Regions from separate parts of the Homo sapiens genome. Here region 2 is linked to region 1. A link is an interaction called in ENCODE POLR2A ChIA-PET data of the cell type or tissue named here. Cell type or tissue: PC-3. All regions are shown on one strand.

Evidence for each region. ChIA-PET counts read pairs that join two places held together with the same protein. Peaks named below come from ENCODE experiments on the same cell type or tissue, not always from the same donor. Only the 100,000 strongest peaks of a DNase experiment are listed, where the experiment ranks them.
Region 2: POLR2A ChIA-PET joins it to region 1 with 5 read pairs; 2 of 35 experiments call an interaction of 5 or more read pairs at or near these places.

What each region holds. Positions count from the first base shown.
Region 1 is chr1:166,871,578-166,874,077 of GRCh38, reverse strand. All of the region lies in intron 1 of TADA1 (transcriptional adaptor 1), which reads left to right. Among named protein-coding and RNA genes, the nearest start is that of TADA1, 3.4 kb to the left of the region's middle. In PC-3, no CTCF peak of the experiment used is centred here; no DNase peak of the experiment used is centred here.
Region 2 is chr1:167,094,176-167,096,675 of GRCh38, reverse strand. It overlaps STYXL2 (serine/threonine/tyrosine interacting like 2), which reads right to left. Exons shown (of 6, transcript NM_001080426.3): 1 at 2,482-2,500; 2 at 1,717-1,842. The coding sequence starts at 1,826. Among named protein-coding and RNA genes, the nearest start is that of STYXL2, 1.4 kb to the right of the region's middle. In PC-3, no CTCF peak of the experiment used is centred here; a DNase peak (open chromatin) is centred at 1,205; H3K4me3 peaks cover 385 bases; H3K27ac peaks cover 749 bases.

The DNA.
Region 1 (2,500 bases):
AGCCACCGCGCCCAGCCAAAATTTACATTTTTAAGCACATAAGGGGCATTTCACTCTGTTCCATCTAGAATGCTTACAAATATTTGAAAGCAAACGTTTACATACCAAAATAAATCTGAAGGACCTGGCTTGTGTATGATTGCCTTTAACCCTGATTAGATGCAATGGTGACCTCTGTCATCCCATACTCATCAGTTACAGGTTCAGGGCTGCCAAAAGTGTTTTTGAAGTTAGCATTCCTTATTTAGTTTTTAAAGGCCAAAGCCGACTGTCTGATGTTGGTCAAATACTGATGCTGAAGCTAAATTTGGTGCATCTGGAGTGTGAATCCCCACTAAAATGCAATCAAAAGAGATTTTTATGCCAGAAACAGTTAATGGTAACGTATAGTTCTAAATTTGTTTTTCCATTCTCTCATTGTTCTTTTCCCTTCTCCTTAAAAAGTACCTCTGGGTTAAATAGTCAGTAATACTCTTGTACTGTACAGTCATTTCTTATATTTCCTCCATGAGCAGTTTGCTTTGGTTTGCACAACCTATTTAAGTGTGGTCCTCGGTGGTAGGCAAAACATACAGGGTTATGCACGGAGGCTGGATATGAGTTATTTGCTATTTATCCAGTGGTCTGAACATCCTTCATGTCTGACTGGTTGGGTTGTGTGCCCAAGCTGCTTCCAGGAAGACATGGGCTTTGCTAGGCAACTCACTTTGTATAGTAGCCAGTAGAATGCCATGTTCAAATAGGTGCCTGATTTCTTTTGAGGATTTGATCATATGTTATTTATTTATGCATTTATTTATTTATTTTGAGAGAGAGTCTCACTTTGTCACCCAGGCTGGAGTGCAGTGGTGCGATCTCGGCTCACTGCAACCTCCACCTCCTGGGCTCAAGTGATTGTCCTGCATCAGCCTCCTGAGTAGCTGCGATTACAGGCGCCCACCACCATGTCCGACTCATTTTTGTATTTTTAGTAGAGACGGGGTTTCGCCATGTTGGCCAGGCTGGTCTTGAACTCCTGACCTCAAGTGATCCACATCCCCCTTGGGCTCCCAAAATGCCAGGCTTACAAGCGTGAGTCACTGCGTCCGGCCATGATCATATGTTATTTAATATTCTTTAGGTATATCCAGTGCTTCGTAATCTGACCCACTTATACTTCTACCCATTGTCCTGACCTTCACAGGGATTGATTGGCTTTGTTTTTGGTATTTGTCCTTAGTCTGTGTTGCTATAAAGGAATAGTTGAGGCTGGGTAATTTATAAAGAAGTTAGTTTGGCTCACAGGTCTGCAGACTGTACCAAAAGCATGGCACCAGCATCTTCTGGTGAGGGCCTCAGGTGGCTTCACTCATGGTGGAAGGTGAAGGGAACCTGCATGTGCAGATCACTTTGGTTTTTTTTTTTGGAGACAGAGTTTTGCTCTTGTTGCCCAGGCTGGAGTGCAATGGCACTATCTCGGCTCACTGCAACCTCTGCCTCCTGGGTTCAAGCGATTCTCCCGTCTCAGTCTCCCAGGTAGCTGGGATTACAGGTGCGTTCCACCACACCTGGCTAATTTTTGTATTTTTAGTAGAGACAGGGTTTCATCATATTGGTCAGGCTGGTCTCAAACTCCTGACCTCAGGTGATCCGCCCGCCTTGGCCTGCTAAAGTCCTGAGATTATAGGCATGAGCCACCGCGCCCGGCCTGCAGATCACTTTGTGAAAGGAAACAAGAAATGGGGAAGGTGCCAGGCTCTTTTTAAACAACCAGCTCTTGGAGAATCTCTTGCAGGAACTCACAGAGTGAGCGAGCTCTCACTCATTACCACCAGGAAAGATAACACCAAACCATTGGTGAGGAATCCTCTCCCATAACCCAAACACCTCCCATTAGGCTCCACCTCCACCATTGAGGATTAAATGTCATCATGAGGTTTGGTCAAATATCCAAACTATAGCAGTATTGTTGAGGGAAACAGTCATTTGTCTGTGGCTATACAGTGAGTTAACAGAGGGACCAGGATTGGAGAGCAAGTCTTTTAACTCTTGGTAGCTAGTTCTAGCTCTTTGGGCTAAAAGTTTTGCCACTGGAGAAAATAGTTTGCGTTATTTTGACAGAGCTTCCTGGTAGAGCCTTGTTTTAGTTCTGGAACAAGTTCACTCTTTCCAAATATACATTTGCTTCTTATAAAATACTGACATAGGACTTTTAAATAATAGAGTTTTTCTCCAGGTTACTATTTTTTTATTTTATTTTTTTTGTTGTTGTTGGATAGAATGGGATAGGAAAAGACCTTTGGTTTTCTGTGGAGCTTTATTTTATTTCTTTCATTATTATTCCTGTCCTTTAAAAAAATGTATAAAAGTGTCCACTGTTGGAAAGTTACTGTTGACCTATTGACTAATGAATGTGCAGCTATCAAGTGGAAAGGGTACCAAGCTCTAGAGCTGCATGTGTTCTGTTGTTAAGTGAAATGGGCCTGAAAGATGGCAGTGTCGTGGGTTTTGGGCCACTTAA
Region 2 (2,500 bases), 220 kb before region 1:
GTTCTAGACGATAGAATATGAGTGAAAATGAAGTGACCATTTTCACATCTGGACCATAAAACCTCCTGGGAAATTATCCGTGCTTGTCTCCATTTTATGTTAATACTGATGAGCATTGTGACTTTAGAAGCCATGCTTTAAAGTGGTGAACCTTCAAGACAGAAGGAGTCTTAGTTCTTGAATCACTGCTCAGGTACCTGTTTTGGAACTTATTTGAGCAAGAAAGAAATGTCCTTTAGATATAATAGCTAGCATTACTCTTAGCAATACACGAAACTGTCACCTATCCCAACCACACACGAAGCGACCTCTGCCTTATTCGGGGGTATACAAGAGAGGAGGACCTATGTTAAATCTCTCAATCCTGAGAGTTTTCCTAAGTGGGACCATAATGCTGAATTTTCTTTTCTTTTTTTTTGAGATGGAGTCTCGCTCTGTCGCCCAGGCTGAAGTTCAGTGGCGCGATCTCGGCTCACTGAAACCTCCGCCTCCCGGGTTCAAGTGATTCTCCTGCTTCAGCCTCCTGAGTAGCTGAGATTACAGGCACCTACCACCACACCTGGCTAAGTTTTGTATTTTTAGTAGAGATGGGGTTTCACTATATTGGCCAGGCTGGGCTTGATCTCCTGACCTCATGATCCTCCCACCTCGGCCTCCCAACATAATGCTGAATTTTAAAGGAGAAGTCTCTAAGCTCCATTTGGGCGAAGTGCCCTGGCCCATGAGTGCTGAGCACCTGCCCTCATTCCTGTCTTACTCCACTGGGGAAGCCTTTTGACACAGGAAGCAGGAGCCAGCAAGATCCCAAGAGCATCAGAGAAAAGTGAAATCAAGCAGAATGATAAATTCTTAGAGGGGAAGTTAATTTCAGATGTTTTAGTTAGGCGCTTCCAACTAAAGGCTCAATCACTTCAGTTATTCTTCACACCAATTTGGTGACAGAGATGTGATTAAAAGTCAGGTCTCCTGTTATGATTTATGACAGAAGAAAATGGACAGGCACACACAGTATTGTTTTAGCAGGCAATTAAGCACGACATTTCTTTAACGTCTCGTGGTTTGTCTTAAAATGTTATGCACATTTTTTTCATTCTACATGATAACATAACGTCGATGATTTTAATGTAAAAGAAAGTTTCAAATTACTTGTGGTAAAAAGAGGACTCTCCAGGAAGATGCCTCATGCCTCTTGGCATCTTGCCACTTGCCCCAGGCATGCACATGTCCCAGTTTAAAAGACACAGCTTGATTATGGATAAAAAATTATTTTAGTGCTAGGGAATGCTTCCATGGGCTTCTCCTCTCCTCATCCCTTTTCTTATAGTCTACGGCCTGTCATCCCCATATCCAGCCCCAGTCCTACTGAATCAAGCAGGGCCAAATTCCTACTCATCCTCTGAGGTTCGGGTCCATCATCATCTCTTCCAGCCAAGCCTCCTATGACCTTCCAAGTCCAGTTGTTCCCTTCCCTATTGTCTAGTCCACCACATACTAGATCCTGGTCATATTAATATCTAGCACACACCTGCCACATTGCAATCAGTCTATTTGCATATTTACCTCCTCCAGAAAGTAGGACACATACAAGTACTCAATAATATTTGTTAAATGAGTGAACCGAGGTGATGGCTGCAGGCTCCCTGGAGCTAATGGCCCAACCTGTCCCCAGCCCCTCCCAGCTGGGGCTGTGAGGGTGGGAGATAAGTGGTCACTTACTGGCTAGGGGAGGGGCTTCGGAGGTAGTGGGCCTGCACCGCCCTCACGTTGGCTTCGTCCTCCTCGCTTGGGACTACCTGCTCCTCCTCTGTGTCCTTTCTGGTCGCCATGACAACCTGCCAACCTCTGAAAGTTTGGCAAGAAAAAGGCAGTTAGGGAATTAGGTTCCTGAGGTTTTGTTGGGGGAGAAGTTGTGTTGGTGATGTCACCTCAGTGGAACTAGGACTAGGAAGGTCCCGGTGGGCAAAAGACCAGCAAGGAATATCCAGTCAGACCTGGCCCAGCCACTGTTACCGGGACACCAAGAAGTGCACCCCGCCATATTAGGAGCCCACCTTGAAGTGACAATATTGAAGTGCCAGTGTGGCTCCTTCCACAGATGTCAGCAAGGGAGCAGGCAGAGGAGCCAGCAGGTTACCTGATCTCAGCTCAAAAAGTTGAAGAACAATGACTTCCCTGGACCAGCAAGATTTTTCAGTTGAAATTATAGGATGTGCATACACACACGCCCCTCACCTATGCCCATGCGCACACCTTTGTCTCTGCTGGGGAAGACACAGCTGGCCTTCGGTGTCTCTAACCAAGGCCACAGGAGGTAGGGCCTTTGGCTCAGGCGTCATCCTGGAGCCTATTAAAGGACATGAAGGATACCAGCAGCTGGTCCCAGCCATCATGGTTGTGCCCTGACACTCAGGGCAAAGCCGCTGCCCCTTGTATTGTAAGTCCTGGGCTCACCAGGATTGACAAGGGGAGAAGCACACTCACCTCTAACCTGCCTGGATGT